Linked DNA regions of Homo sapiens: all the other regions are linked to region 1. A link is a contact called in ENCODE Hi-C or POLR2A ChIA-PET data. All regions are on one chromosome and are shown on one strand. Each heading gives the region's core, a stretch centred on a gene start or an enhancer-like site at or near the end of the contact. The rest is flanking DNA. Distances are from core to core; before and after follow the strand shown. Region 1 overlaps LOC101928277 (a long non-coding RNA gene). Region 2 has its middle 55 kb from the start of SGK1. Region 3 holds the start of LINC01010 (long intergenic non-protein coding RNA 1010). Region 4 overlaps CT69 (cancer/testis associated transcript 69). Region 5 has its middle 18 kb from the start of MYB.

Region 1 (2,875 bases), core at 251-2,750:
GGACTGCTGTTGCAGTCCAACCTAGTACTGGCACCATATGGTTTGAAACCGGGTATGGACAAAGTAGCTAATGGGCTGAACTCAGGGCAGTGTGAATGGTGATGACCAAGGTGGTGACACCTATGGTAATCTGCACCAATAGCTGGGCAGTTTATTGAGGCTTAACCTTGTGGTTAACTACCTGCAAGTTACAGAAGTAGCTAGTTAGTCACCATTCCATGTGGGGCCAAGCCATAGGGAAAGACCTGAAGGAGGAAGGATGACCTTCTCCAACCACGTGTGGGGACAAAAGGTAACCTGTTGTTGCCTGCCCCAATGCCCCTAAAGGTAGGAAAATAAAAACCTGGCTTAATGTATAAAGCAGCATTGGGGTAACGTCACCTTGGGGTGGTTGCCCGCCATAACCTGGAGTTGTTGCTCCCTGTAGTACTGCTGTGGCCTCTGGATCCAGGGTTCTGCCCTGCAGGCATGTCTCCCACTAGAACTCCCTTGGCCTACAGGGTGGAATGTAAGGCCTATATGTCAGACCTGTGTGTCCAAAGCCTATGTCTCGCTCAGCCTAGGGGGTGGAGTGTAAGGAAAATGGATTTGCTGCAGTCAAGAATAGGCCAAAGGCCGGGCACGGTGGCTCACGCCTGTAATCCCAGCACTTTGGGAGGCCGAGGCGGGTGGATCATGAGGTCAGGAGATCGAGACCATCCTGGCTAACAAGGTGAAACCCCGTCTCTACTAAAAATACAAAAAATTAGCCGGGCGCGGTGGCGGGCGCCTGTAGTCCCAGCTACTCGGGAGGCTGAGGCAGGAGAATGGCGTGAACCCGGGAAGCGGAGCTTGCAGTGAGCCGAGATTGCGCCACTGCAGTCCGCAGTCCGGCCTGGGCGACAGAGCGAGACTCCGTCTCAAAAAAAAAAAAAAAAAAAAAAAAAAGAATAGGCCAAGGTAGATATCCAGTCCAGCATGACTGAGCAAGTTTGGAGCACAGGAGCACAACTCCACACATTATGTAATCACACCATGTGAGGCGCATTAGGTGATCACCCACATGAGCTTGTGCTTGGCTCGGACCCACTATTGTCTGTACAAGGTATAATTACCCTACTGATGCTGTACATACAGCTTGCACCTGGGCTCACTCGTGCCCAGAGGGAGAGTAAAGCCATGTCGAAACTGTCTACGATTCCTCGAGTGTTTTTCCAGCTACCCACCACTCACCCACTGACTCCCCTCAGACCTCAGTTAGAACCTGACACTGACTAAGACACAGTCATAGCTCAGAGGATGTTTGATTTCTTATCCTGGACACTGAAAGCAGTTACATGGATTCTAGCATACTTTGGCATAATTTCTCCTCCTGCATACCTTATGGGGTGAGGATATAGAATATGTCCCCGTTGCTAATCTCTAAGTGAACTCTGTACCTTTAAATCTTCATGGACAAGCATCCTTGTGGTTTTCACCAGGTGCACTCAATCTAGAACAGGAAGGAGTGTGGATGAAGTTTCTTGTGTTAAGCAATAACAGATGTATGTATCCAGTGCTGTGCCGGTCAATGTTTAAAGCTCAGCTCTGGTGGAGGTGGGGTCTAGGAAGCCCTGATTTGTAGCGTTTGCCATTTTCTGTGGTGTAAATATTTTTACCATGCTGATTTTAAACCAAAAGTGTAACATCATTGAACATACTTTGGGAAGAGATGCTACCCAGCTCTTGCAAGCTGATGCGAACTGGTTCCAGCACCTCCCAGTTTACACCCAGTTACAGACAGATTGGGATAAACACATTTATGTTACAGTGGGAATTTCATAGGTTAAAACATTACAGTAAAGAAGTTTGACGGGAAAGTCATTGTGGGGGTATTATTAGTCAGCAGGTGACTATAAATAGGAAGCACAGGTGTGTTTGTGTTCTCAGTGGAGGGCCCTGCTGCTGTTCACTCACTCCGGGTTTCAGATGCAAAGTGAAGGCAGCCTGGTGATCCTAGAATCCTGATACATTGTCACAGCGTCTGAACTATTGGATATGTTGGCTTACTATTTGCAAATAAAGCTTCAGTTATAGCTTGAAGCTTATTTTATCCTTTCTCAAATTAGTTTTATGTCGAATTAGCAACATAAGGTGAGAATGAAAAAATTAACTAAAAATGACAGAACAACTAACGTGGTTTCTTGTTTTCCTTCTTTTCTTCTTTTTTTTTGTTTTTTGTTTTATGTTGTTTTTGAGACAGTCTTGCTCTGTCTTTCAGGCTGGAATGCAGTGGTCCAATCTCGGCTTACTGCAACCTCTGCCTCCCAGGTTCAAGTGATTCTCCTGCCTCAGCCTCCTGAGTACCTGGGATTACAGGCTTGTGCCACCACGCCCCACTAATTTTTTTTTTGAAACAGTATCTCACTCTATTGCCCAGGCTGGAGTGCAGTGGCACGATCATGGTTCACTGCAACCTCCACCTCCTGGGCTCAAACGATTCTCATGCCTCAGCCTCACGAGTAGCTGGTACTAGAGGCGTGTGCCACCATGCCCGGCTAATTTTTTGTATTTTTAGTTGAGACGGGTTTTCACCATGTTGCCCAGGCTAGTCTCGAACTCCTGAGCTCAGGCAGTCTGCCCACCTCGGCATTCCAAAGTGCTAGGGCTACAGGCGTGAGCCACCATGCCCGGCCATAATTTTTGCATTTTTAGTAGACACGGGGTTTCACCATGTTGGCCAGGCTGGTCTTGAGCTCCTCACCTCAAGTGATCCACCTGCCTCAGCCTCCCGAAGTGCTAGGATTACAGGCATGAGCCACACCCCCGGCCAACTAACATGGTTTCATTGAAGTTCTCTGAATATACTCCTGAAATTTGACCAAAATCATATAACCAAATCTTGGCATCTAGAACC
Region 2 (2,875 bases), core at 164-2,663, 500 kb after region 1:
CCCCTCGGATGCACTGAAGGGTTTTAAGCAGAAAAGTGAATTAATTGGACTGGCATTTTTGAAAGCTCACTGAGCAGCAATGTTGGAAAAGTTGGAAGCAAATAAATCGATTGGGAAGCTGTGGTGGCTCCTCATCTCTTCTTCAGTTTTTCACCTACATTATTTACATAACTGTCTTGACGTAGTCTCAACCCTGTATTTCTCACTCCAGAAAACCAAGCTGAATATTTTCCTCTTAGTTCCTGACTCTAAGGAAGGAAGTAGAGTCCGGGGGTCTGTGGCCTGGAGTGAGAAGAAGTGCAGTGCAAACTCAGTACCCCATACACGGAACCTTCTATCTCCTGGCTACTATTAAGTGCTGTAGTGTCGCAATGATCGTGTAAATCCTAAGTATTATGGGAGCATCAAGAACAGTTTCCAACCTGCTGGAGGTGGGAAGTCAGCTAAGACTTCACCTACAAACCTAAAAACTTGTGGACTTTATCATTTTGTTTAGCATTTTAAAAAGCAATTCTTGCTTAAAATAATTCTTAATTAGCTGGGTGTGGTGGCGTGTGAGCCTGTAGTCCCAGCTACTCGGGAGGCAGAGGCAGGAGAATCACTTGAACCTGGGAGATGGAGGTTGCAGTGAGTCAAGATCAAGCCAGCTTGGGTAACAGAGTGAGACTCCATCTCAAAAAAATTAAATAAATAAAATAAAATCATTCTTATTGTTTAGGGATTATCTTGTTCAGACTTTTGTCAATTAACATAAATGTACACGATTATATTACTTGTGTGTATAAAAAACTCACATGGTTAGCTTGTCCACTCTCCTGGGAGCACCATACTTGTTTCTTCAAGAACTAAAGAAAAGGGAAGTGCTGCCCCAGAGGCTGACTGTGAGTCAGCACGTCTCCCTGATGGTTATATAAACATGAAAGTTGAAGTTAGGAAAAAATTGAGTAAGCTAGACACATTTGCTTCTCCTTTTAAAAATGGAAATGACAAGCTCTTGCCACTTTCATATGCAGCCGGACATGGTGTATTTGTGTTTCTGAGGTTATTGTACAAGACGAATTGGGTGAGTGATTTGAAGTTAAAATTAGCTCATTTTTGTCAACTTATTTATTTACTGGTATATTTAGGCTCGAAATTAATTTCTTCCCTTTTTTTTGTCTCCCTACAACTTTGTATAAAACAGGTTCATATGACATTAATCCTACAAATAAACCATTTGGATTAGAAGTCATTTCCTTCATGAAAATTACCTTTCTTGACATAGTAATCATTACTTTTTATGATGTCTGTAAATCTAGATTAAAAATTCTCTAGGCTGGAAATAAGATTTAATTTTAGAGCTATTTTGTCCTTGATTATTGACACAGAATCTTGTGGTGTTGAGCAAGGCAGAGGCTGTGTGCTGCAATCTCTGTTGAGGAGGGAAACTCCCAGTGCTCTGCATAGTGAACTGATCACATAGAAGTTTCTTTAGCATGGGAATGTGCTTCCATGTTTCCCTGAAGAGCAAAGTACAGCGGTAGAATGGCAGATCCGTCCAGAAGTCAGTCCAAAAAGATAGATACCATCATGCTGACTGATTCTTTTTCACAATGCTGCTGTGATGCCTCAGACACAAGCCCAAGCATCTACCAAGCTGCTTCTTCCCTCCAAGTGACAAAAAGAAAAGAAAAGAAAATGACAGGTACCATCAGCCCACTTTTTACCCTGATCTATGCGGTCCTTAGCAACCAGAGTATCTACACTGAGGCACGTTGCTGTGGTTGTCATAACTTTGAAGAAAACAAATCTTCAAAGATCTTTTTTATCTTTTCCAGGAAGATATGTCAATCCTTTGATGGTAAAAAGCATTAAAACTCAAAATTGAGAGGCAAAATATATCATATCCCACTAAAAACTCCTTGAGCCAGATAACTGCCAGCATGTACAGTTAGAAGGGTAATAATAGCTAGTGACTGCTGTGTGGAATGTGTTAAGACTTCTAAATATATTATTTCATTTAATTCTTGCAACTATTTATAGTAAAAAATAAGAGGACTGATGTTAAACATGTTAGTTTTGCCTGCACTAAAAGCTTAAAAGAATTAATAATGAGATACGGAACTATCATACACAAAGCATTCAGAAAAGCATTTGTAAATGAATATCTTAAAGGTATCCTTCAACTGACACTTGTTCTGATATGGCTACTTAGTTGTCTCTAAAGCAAAAAGTACATGTCGAGAGGTACTAAGTAAGATAAGAGTTCTCCTTCCCAGTTCTTGCAGGCCTGTGTACTTAATTTGACAAACACATTGTTCCAAAAGTAAGCCATGGGAGCTGGGCATCATGGCATACACCTGTAGTCCCAGCTACTCAGGAGGCTGAAGTGGGATGATCCCTTGAGCCCAGGAGTTCGAGGCTGCAGTGAGCCATGATCATGCCTCTGCACTCCAGCCTGAGTGACAGAGCAAGACCCTGTCTCTAAAACAAAACAAAAGTAAGCCATGGGAGGCAGATGTAGTAGAATGGGAAAAATGGAAATACTAGCTTTGAAGCCTACACTGACCTTCTACTCATGAGTCCCAGCCAGCAGCTGGGCATTTGGGTGCAGGAGAGAGGGACAAGAATACTTCCCCCAGTAAGAGCAAAATGGAATGCTACAATCATAGCCCAGTGGGCAGAGATGGAAGGCAGAGCTTCAGGCACCCAGACAGTATATGTGGGTGTACGGCCTTTCAGAATGTGGCTTATGGCAGTCGGGTGTTAAAGGCTCACCACAGGCACAGCAGGTCCAACCTAGGGAAGGCCAAGGCTGTCAAGGTATTCCCTGCCCTAAAAAGACTTCGCTCAATGTCTCTCTGAACGTAGGCATCTAAACTGGTAAAGTTCAGAC
Region 3 (2,875 bases), core at 158-2,657, 430 kb after region 1:
GAGCTTTTGAGCCTCTTTGAAGTGGCAATATCCACAGGGGACCCGATGTGCTCAGCTAACTTGGTAACCTGACCCTATATCCCTGCATACCCAGACCTCTCTATTCGTTTCTCCCGGGCGAATCCCACCTCAGCCCCCAACTCTGAGTAGCTCAGACTACAAGCACAAGCCACCATGCCTGACTGATTTTTGTATTTTTGCAGAGACAGAGTTTTGCCATTTTGCCCAAGCTGGTCTCAAACTCCTGGGCTCAAGTGATCCAGCCTCAGCCTCCCAAAGTGCTGGGATTACAGGCATGAGCCATTGCACCTGGCCTGTTGGCCAACTCTTAATAGCAATTCTTCTATGCTATAGTGAAATAATTAGAAAAGACTACATCCCTAAATATTTTAGGATGCATTAATCACTGTCTTTAACTAATAAATTAATTGAATGCAAAGAGTCCATTCTAAAATATCGGGGAATTTTATCCTTCAACACAGACTTTCTACAGTAGTTTTCAAACAGATTTTGAAGTCTTACGTTACAAATTAGAAAGTAGAAACACATTTCTAATCTGATATTAAAACATTTACAGAGGAAATAATTGAAAATGTCTTACCAGATCACTGTCAGAATTGGCAGTACTAGGCAGTCCTCCTGATTTTCATTCCAGAATTATAATGATAAGAAGGTAGATATTTTTAAGAGAACTAAACAGTAAGTTAATCAGCTATAGTATTCTCAGTTTTTTCCCTGAAGTTTTTTCTCATTATCTCATTTACTTTGGGGACCAATAACTTGTCCCCTTTTTGCAAACATGGGCAGAAACAATGAGTACTTTTTCATTTTGCCTCTAATGCTAAACAGTAACTCCTTGAGGCTAGAACTACAGATCCGTTCTCTCTCTAATCCCCAGTTCCTACCACAGTGACTGGTAATAACTTTCAGTAATTATGTGCACGATGCACATTTCCTTGTTAACTAAATATTTTACTTATTTCGATTGTAACCTGTAACTTTTATAGAATCCTTGCAAGGTGACCAGAAAGCTCTTTTTTGAGGAGCATAATTCTTGTTTGCGCTATTTTTTTACTCATGTCTTTTCCTAGTGATGATATTGTCTCTCCAGCACTCTCTCTCCTCCCCTCAACCCGTCCTTCTCCATCCCTGTTTCTGTAATCTCTTTATCCTAATTATAAGCTACTTAATATAGAAAGAAAATAATTGTAACAAAGGGAAAAGTTCCTTAAATGCATTACCTTTTTTCTGAAATTTGCAACAATGGCAGGATTCTTAGTAGGGCTAGCAAGCACCACTTACAGTTCTTAGGCAAAAAACCGAAGCCAAAGGACATCATCTGTCATGGAGAAAGACCCAATAGGGGAGAATATTTCCAAAATTCACATCATCAACAGCAGTATGAAATGAGAGTGATGCTAAGAGTCTGACATATACCAGCATGTAAGGGCCAGTCGCACTAGTGGGTGTCAGAGGTTACTTCTTCATTCATAGCTAAAAAGTGGAAGATGATTCATATGTCTTTGCTACTGATGTAAACAAAACACGGTGGGTGGACAGCACCCCCTGAGGGAGATGGAGATGCTGGTGAGTGGGTCGATAAGGAAGTCACTCTGCCAGCCGCCTCCTTCTTCCCAAATGTGCACAAACTCCACCTTGTAAGGTGTCCAAGGACAATGACTTATTCCACAGCAGGTGCAAACACTCAAGATTTCAGTGAGTGTCAACCTCAAATAGCTTAGGTGCTGAATCTAAATTCCACAATCTGTCGACCTGACATCGTCCTCTCTTCAGGTGTTTATATGGCCCTGGAAAAAGAAATAGTTCCATTACATAAAAGGAATTACAAAAATAATGCACCCAAACTCCAGAGAGTACTTACAGTCTTGCATCATTTTGCAATAGTTTCAGTTTCAGATCTGCATAGAATGTTGACCAGGGATAAGGTTTAACAAATCTTAAGTATGAGCATTTTGGGTCTTTTATTTCCTTAATTTCATTGAAAATAGCTGTGTCATTGACACTTTTTAGGCATATCATTATATGTATGCTCAGAGTTCACTTCCAAGAGAGTAAAATATGGCAAAGGATCATTTTAATCCAGTTGTTATCTTTTTATTTATACCCAAATTTTGTATATCTTATATGACAATTGATTTCTACTTTATCTGGTTGTATGATGAGGATGAGTTATTTTTTAAAAACACAACTGTTACTTATAACTTAAACCCAATTTGGGCTTCATAAGAATTGTCCTTCTTTCAGGCTAATATTTATGCTAACAATTGTCACAACCATAATGGAGGAAAAAAATATTTTAAGGACAAGAATGTCACTTGAGAATAAGTGAACACCCCCTGTGACCTGGCATTTCTTGGAAGAAAGGAAGGTGCTGTGACATGCCCCTGTCATTCTGAGGTCCTCTGGAAAGGGCTGTCGTTCACAGTTGCCTGGGCAAGGCTGAGCAGGACGCACGTTTGGTGACTCAAAACATGCCGTTAAGAGTAACTAGGGTGGAACGATGCATAGCCACCATTTCAATTATGTTGGGCTATCAAAACTTTCTTAGGCAAAAGATTAAACATGTTTTTCACCAATTGTAATGGTGCTTATTTCGTTGTGTTTTGTTTTTTAAATGAGCTATTGTTAGTGCCTGTTTCTCAGAAACATAACTTACTGTAAGAATCCACACACAGGCTTAGTCACACAGCCCACCCCTCCTTTGTGCGTTTCAGATGAACAAGGGGCGTGTCTGCAGAGCATTTGCCACTGACTCATTGCACTCCCCACACAGTGAGCGATGAGCAGTAAGTGACCAGGAAGATGACAGAATCCCATCATTGTTTTGGTATTTAGAAACTAGTAAACAGTGAAA
Region 4 (2,875 bases), core at 168-2,667, 410 kb after region 1:
CTATAAAATATTTTCTCACATGTTACCTAATTTGATTCTCATGGTAGCTCTGTCGGGGAGTCAGGGCAGGTATGTGTTAATTTTGCCTATGAGCAAACAGAGGTCTGAAGAGGTTCTAACTTGCCCAATACCAGATAGTAGAAATAAACAGCAGAGAAGCCACTCCTCCTGGGACTGCTCATGCCTAGGTTATGCAGTGTTGGTTCAACTACCTTTCATGGTCCCCTAATATATCCAAATATATTCCTTAATGTCTTTCTCTCCTGACTCTTTCATCTCTAGAGACATTGCATAGGGAACATTTAACACTGTGCTCAGGAGGAAAAGGAGGAGGGTTGGATGCTATTGTGTGTTCAGGATTAAATGAGATAATATATGTGAAAGTCTTTGTAGTTATAAAATATTATACATATACAAGCATATATTATTATTGCATTGTATATTGCATATTAGATTATTGCTTATCCTTTTCAGAGCATGACTGCATCATATAGGAAACTCTTGGCCAGGCACAGTGGCTCATGCCTGTAATCCCAGCACTTTGGGAGGCCAAGGTGGGCGGATTACTTGAGGCCGGGAGTTCAAAACCGTGTCTCTACTAAAAATAGAAAAATTAGCTGGGTGTGTTGGCACACGCCTGTAATCTCAGCTATTCGGGAGGCTGAGGCACGAGAATCGCTTGAACTGGGGACATGGAGGTTGCAGTGAGCCAAGATTGCACCACTGCACTGCAGCATGGGTGACAGAGCAAGACTCTGTCTCAAAACATAATAATAACAATAAGAGAAATTCTTGAAACTTAGAGTTTCTGAGAAAAAGAGTTACCAACAATAAATTTAATAATACATTTTTAAAAATTGAGGAAGGAATACATGCAGAAATAAATAATAATTTAAAAGATAATGAGAAACTAATTAGAATAAGCTGAAACATGATTGAAGTTCGGTTGTGGGAGGAGATAAATGACTCATACTGAAAACTACCTAAAATAGCACATACAAAAGCGTTTATAAGCTTAGAATTTCTTATTTTATTTTCTCAGAATATTTCTGGTAGTTAAATTTGAGGCTTCCTGCGATGTGGGCATCTCAGAGGAACCATATAGATTGGCGCTTGTACTACAAAATATCCTAAGTTGACTGGGTTTAAATGTGGTTTTTTAAATTTACTTTTATTGTCATTTTCCCCACTTACCCTGACTTGAAGCTCATGAAAGTAGTTTTTATATCCTGAAGTCAAGGAGGCATTGTTCAGCCGCATCATTTGCCTACTTCTCATAGCTTGAAAGGGGAATAAAAGGCAGATTGCCTCACCACCTTGCTATTTTAGTCTCCTGATGTCTTGTGGTCTCGGCACCTCTCCCTGCTTGTAATTCCATATTGCTAGTTGTAATCAAATCCTACCTTGGAAAGGTCAGACTTGAGCAGGAAGAGTGCAGTCATTCCAACAGCTGTCGCTCTGGGCTCTCCCGCTGTGTCACAGTGTGAGGCGTGTGCACCACTGCACTCCAGCCTGGGTAACAGAGGGAGACTCCATGTGAAAAATAAATAAATAAATAGAATAAAATAAATGAAATAAAATTTCTTTGGAATGGCTACTTTCTCGTCTTCTTGAGCTTCATGAGGGGCTTAAAAGCAAAGATTATTTTTCTGTGACATTTAATGGCAAATACAGATAGAAAGAAATACGTTTAGGATGTTCCAGGGGTTCGAAAAACATGTTCATCCAGGCCCACTAATTTGGTCTTTTTCTTCTTATTATTCTTATTCTCACTCTTCTTTTGTTTTGGACACGGGGTATGACTCTGTCACCCAGGCTGGAGTGCAGTGGAGTCATCACAGCTCACTGCTGCCGTGGCCTCCTGGGTTCAAGGGATCCTCCCACCACAGCCTCCCAAGTAGCTGCAACTACAGGTACACGTCCCCACACCTGGCTAATTTTTGATTTTGTCTTTGGGTAGAGATGGGGTTTTGCCATGCTGTCCAGCATGGTCTCAAACTCCTGGACTCAAGCAATCAACCTGCCTTGCTCAGCCTCATACAGTGCTGGGATTAAAGGTGTGAGCTACCATGCCCAGCCTAATCTGGTCTTTAAAACCAGAAAGTTATCAAAATATTTCAAATTCCTTATGGACGCAGAACTTCAAGCTGAAACATCCTTTCTAGGCTCTCGTTTACACTCCATTTTACTTCCATATTTGAATAATGTTTTTTTTTTTCTTCCTTTTTTTTTTTTTTACCCTTTTTGTGTCACAGTATAAATAATCTTTAGAAGGATAAGCCTCTGCTGACAATAGAGCTCTATTTACTAAGTATCTACTATATACCACACCCTGGAGCAGGACCACCAACATTATCTCATTTGGAATTCTTAATCGCTAGAGATGTTGTTTACCATCTTGCAGATAAGGAAATGAAGATCAGAAAAAGTAGGTAATTTGCTTAAAGCTACAGGAATGAGACACAAAAATGTGAAGTCAGGTCTATCTTACTCCAAAGCCTGTGCACCATGTTTGAGTGTAAGCATATGTGTGATTTGTTTTAAAGAGATAATACGCCTCTATTTGTTCCAGCTTCTCTACTTGCTAATTGACCACATGCAAGTCACTCGACATCTTACAAGGTCAGTTTCTTTGACTGGAGAATGGGAATGACAATTCTTTTTTTTTTTTTTTTTTTTTTTTTGTCAGACGGAATCTCTCTCTGTCACCCAGGCTGGAGTACAATGGCGCGATCTTGGCTCACTGCAACCTCTGCCTCCTGGGTTCAAGCAATACTCCTGCCTCAGCCTCCCGAGTAGCTGGGACTACAGGCATGCGCCACCATGCCCGGCTAATTTTTTGTATTTTTAGTAGAAATGGGGTTTCACCATGCTG
Region 5 (2,875 bases), core at 224-2,723, 290 kb before region 1:
CTCAGGAATATGTTAGGAAATAGAAATATATATAAAATAGTATATGTGTGTATATATATATATGTAATAGTATATGTGTATATATATGTATACATAAAAGTATGTATATATACATAAAATGAACATTCTGAACCTATATGAAAATTAATTGAAGGAAGGAAGGATGGGAAGTAGAAGTAGCAATATTTGCAGTGTTTGTGTACTAAAAGTTGGTCTAATTTCCTGACCAGTGTGTACATTAAAATATTGCCAGTATTCTATGTGGCATGTGATTATCTGCCATGATTTTCTTTCCTTAAAAGTTTTTAGGCTGGGCGCGGTGACTCATTCCTGTAATCTCAGCACTCTGGGAGGCTGAGGTGGGCAGATTACTTGAGGTCAGGAGTTCAAGACCAACCTGGCCAACATGGTGAAACCCCGTCTCTGCTAAAAATACAAAAATTAGCCAGGCATGATGGCGCACACCTGTAATTCCAGCTACTCGGGAGGCTGAGGCAGGAGAATAGCTTGAACCTGGGAGGTGGAGTTTGCAGTGAGCCGAGATCACGCCGCTGCACTCCAGCCTGGGCAACAGAGCGAGACTCCATCTAAATAAATAAATAAACAAATAAATAAATAAACGTTTTTAATTAAGTTCTCACTCTACTTCAGTGCTCCTGATAGAAAACACTCATACAAATTAAAAATTCAATGTATATTTTAGGTCTGTGAGTAGACTTTAGGAGACAAAATTTTATGTAAAATACAATGAATATATTCAAGTTTTCGTTTTTTAAAGGCGAGAGTTTCCATAGCAGTCATTAGATTCATGAAGTTACTGTTGGACCCAAAAAGTGAGGAGTCACTCGTGTCTTATTATGTGCCATTTTGTAGAATCAACCTAATTCTGCCTTACAGAATGAAGCTGAAAGAAGTTCAACTAATTTAAATCTAGTTCTAAACAACTATTTCATCCATAAATGTGAATTTGATGGAACCATAGTCAAGTATGTTATTTGCTACATACAAAGATTGGAGACAAATCTAAGTATTGTATTTTATAATTATTAAAAATTAAATCGTGTAGTTTTCTGCTAAAAGTCAGAAACTTCTAGTTCAAAGAATTTGCTTTTAAAATGTAGTTGTTGATTTCCAAAAAAAGATGAAACCTTGTGTAAGATTTTGGTATAAGAACGTTAATCTTTTCCTCTCCCCAGAAATACACATTAAACTAAAGAGAATCAGAATTCTAGTCATAAGCTTTTATTTTTTGCACTTGAAGAACTGAAAGCTTTCTCTGTTTGTTATTTTCTGAAGGAGGGGGTTTCCTGTGTGTCTTTCTGAAGTTCTGGGGATCCCCTCATCTTTTCAGTCCTAGGCACCTTTTTCTTCATATTGAGCATCCTTTGAACCAATAAGAGTGTCTGTGGCCACGGTATGCCATCCCCTGGCAGAGCGATCTGCGTTTTTTCTTGACTGAATCAGGGTGCTGCCTCCTGGTATAAGGCTTGAGGTATCTCCAAGTGCTGACTGCAGGGCCAGCCTCAGAAGGAGACAGAAACTGACTGATTTGAAGGCATGAAAGACTGGATTCTCAGCTGCACTTATCATATTCATGATGTCTAAATTTCTTTCTTTCTTTTTTTTTTTTTTTTTTTTTTTTTGAGACAGCATCTCATTTTGTCACCCAAGCTGGAGTACAGTGGTGTAATCATGACTGTCTGCAGCCTCGACCTCCTGGGCTCAAGTAATCTTCCCACCTCAGCCTCCTGAGTATCTGGGATTACCAGCGTGAGCCGCCATGCCCAGCCTGAAATTCTATTTTAAAAAATGTACTACTTTGAAGTTTTTCTACTCCTTTTCTTACTATTATTAATCTAATATTTTGGCTAGGGGCATTCGGACATCTATTTACATATAAACGATGAGAAAAGAGGTTGGTTCGTGGGTGCATGAGAACCTAGGAGGGAACAGTTGGGGCGGGTTCAGCATGGGAAGCAGGGAAGTTCTCCCAGCATGAGCTTTGGCTGAGCCTCTTCCAGGAGGAAGAGCCCAGGGCTTGATGCTGCCGCTCCTGCTGCAATGCCAAGAATGGCCACTAGGGAACTGGGCCCACTTGTCAACTTGCCTTCTACCCAAGTTGGTAATAAAAAAAGCCTAAAACCTGCGTCCGTTTTTCAAATCATTGTGGAGTAAAAGATACATATTTCTTTTATGCTGAGATCTGGAACTTTAAAAAATCACAAGTGGTGTTTTAAATGTATTATTAATGCAGAACACTTTATTATAGTTCAATAAAGAATTCTATGTCTCCATTACACAGACTAATGACACCTCCAGACATAGTTATAGTAATTTTCCCAGCTGATACAGTTTAATTAATGATATAAGGACATAATTACATGTTTCAGTGATCTTTCACATATTTACAGGAACTGCTGTAACTAGCTTAATTAGAGTAATTACGTAAATAGCTGATAATGCACAACAAATTACAGGAAAAAATCTTCTATAGTTTGGTGTGTTCAATTTCTAAGCAAGCTTATAGAAGGAAAACATTTACATCTTGGGATAAAATGTAAGACTATGTGGCCTCTAAATTTTGTTGTTCCTAACCCAGCAGAACATAACTGTTGGAGGTTTAACAGTTAACTTGTCTTCCTTTTGTAGTTCTGTTGCAGACCTCATGTCAGTTGTTGGTTGTGTTCTATGAAATTGCTCATTCTGCTTTGCCACTGGCTGAAGTTTCATGATGAGTTTTTTTGTCATGTTGGGTAGTTATTATATTGCACTCACTGAGAACTGGAAAGGGCGCTTAGGGAAAAGGTTGACAAATCTCACACCTCTTTTTCATTTCCTTTCTTGTCCTTTCTTTAACTGATATCTTCTGTTTCCT

What was found. A loop is a pair of places that touch in the nucleus more often than their neighbours do. ChIA-PET counts read pairs that join two places held with the same protein, here RNA polymerase II (POLR2A). Pooled maps may share reads with other maps.
Region 2: a loop to region 1 is called in a map with no recorded cell type, with 9 times the contacts of the local background. The contact joins two enhancer-like sites. A Hi-C loop is called at or near these places in 8 of 37 single-sample maps with no recorded cell type and 5 of 50 pooled maps.
Region 3: a loop to region 1 is called in a map with no recorded cell type, with 8 times the contacts of the local background. The contact joins the promoter of LINC01010 here to the enhancer-like site in region 1. A Hi-C loop is called at or near these places in 1 of 168 maps with a recorded cell type or tissue (endothelial cell of umbilical vein), 13 of 37 single-sample maps with no recorded cell type and 6 of 50 pooled maps.
Region 4: a pooled map shows a loop between it and region 1 (2.5-fold over the local background). The contact joins two enhancer-like sites. A Hi-C loop is called at or near these places in 7 of 37 single-sample maps with no recorded cell type and 3 of 50 pooled maps. POLR2A ChIA-PET finds 5 or more read pairs at or near these places in 1 of 52 experiments (Caco-2).
Region 5: a pooled map shows a loop between it and region 1 (5-fold over the local background). The contact joins two enhancer-like sites. A Hi-C loop is called at or near these places in 3 of 37 single-sample maps with no recorded cell type and 3 of 50 pooled maps.

What each region holds. Positions count from the first base shown.
Region 1 is chr6:134,869,781-134,872,655 of GRCh38, reverse strand. All of the region lies in intron 2 of LOC101928277 (a long non-coding RNA gene), which reads left to right. Among named protein-coding and RNA genes, the nearest start is that of ALDH8A1, 79 kb to the left of the region's middle. Within about 2 kb of position 1,500, at least 3 of the 41 ENCODE cell types and tissues checked have a DNase peak (open chromatin) inside an H3K27ac peak, as active enhancers do.
Region 2 is chr6:134,371,634-134,374,508 of GRCh38, reverse strand. No RefSeq gene overlaps it. Among named protein-coding and RNA genes, the nearest start is that of SGK1, 55 kb to the right of the region's middle. Within about 2 kb of position 1,413, at least 18 of the 41 ENCODE cell types and tissues checked have a DNase peak (open chromatin) inside an H3K27ac peak, as active enhancers do.
Region 3 is chr6:134,436,248-134,439,122 of GRCh38, reverse strand. It overlaps LINC01010 (long intergenic non-protein coding RNA 1010), which reads right to left and starts at 1,407. Exons shown (of 3, transcript NR_038217.1): 1 at 1,242-1,407. All of the region lies in intron 4 of CT69 (cancer/testis associated transcript 69), which reads left to right. RefSeq lists enhancers at 1,361-1,420, 2,578-2,872, 2,022-2,875.
Region 4 is chr6:134,463,378-134,466,252 of GRCh38, reverse strand. The region is part of intron 2 of CT69 (cancer/testis associated transcript 69); the gene reads left to right. LINC01010 (long intergenic non-protein coding RNA 1010) reads right to left here. Exons shown (of 3, transcript NR_038217.1): 2 at 1,404-1,512. Among named protein-coding and RNA genes, the nearest start is that of CT69, 14 kb to the left of the region's middle. Within about 2 kb of position 1,417, at least 3 of the 41 ENCODE cell types and tissues checked have a DNase peak (open chromatin) inside an H3K27ac peak, as active enhancers do.
Region 5 is chr6:135,162,054-135,164,928 of GRCh38, reverse strand. No RefSeq gene overlaps it. Among named protein-coding and RNA genes, the nearest start is that of MYB, 18 kb to the left of the region's middle. RefSeq lists an enhancer at 1,494-1,563. Within about 2 kb of position 1,473, at least 3 of the 41 ENCODE cell types and tissues checked have a DNase peak (open chromatin) inside an H3K27ac peak, as active enhancers do.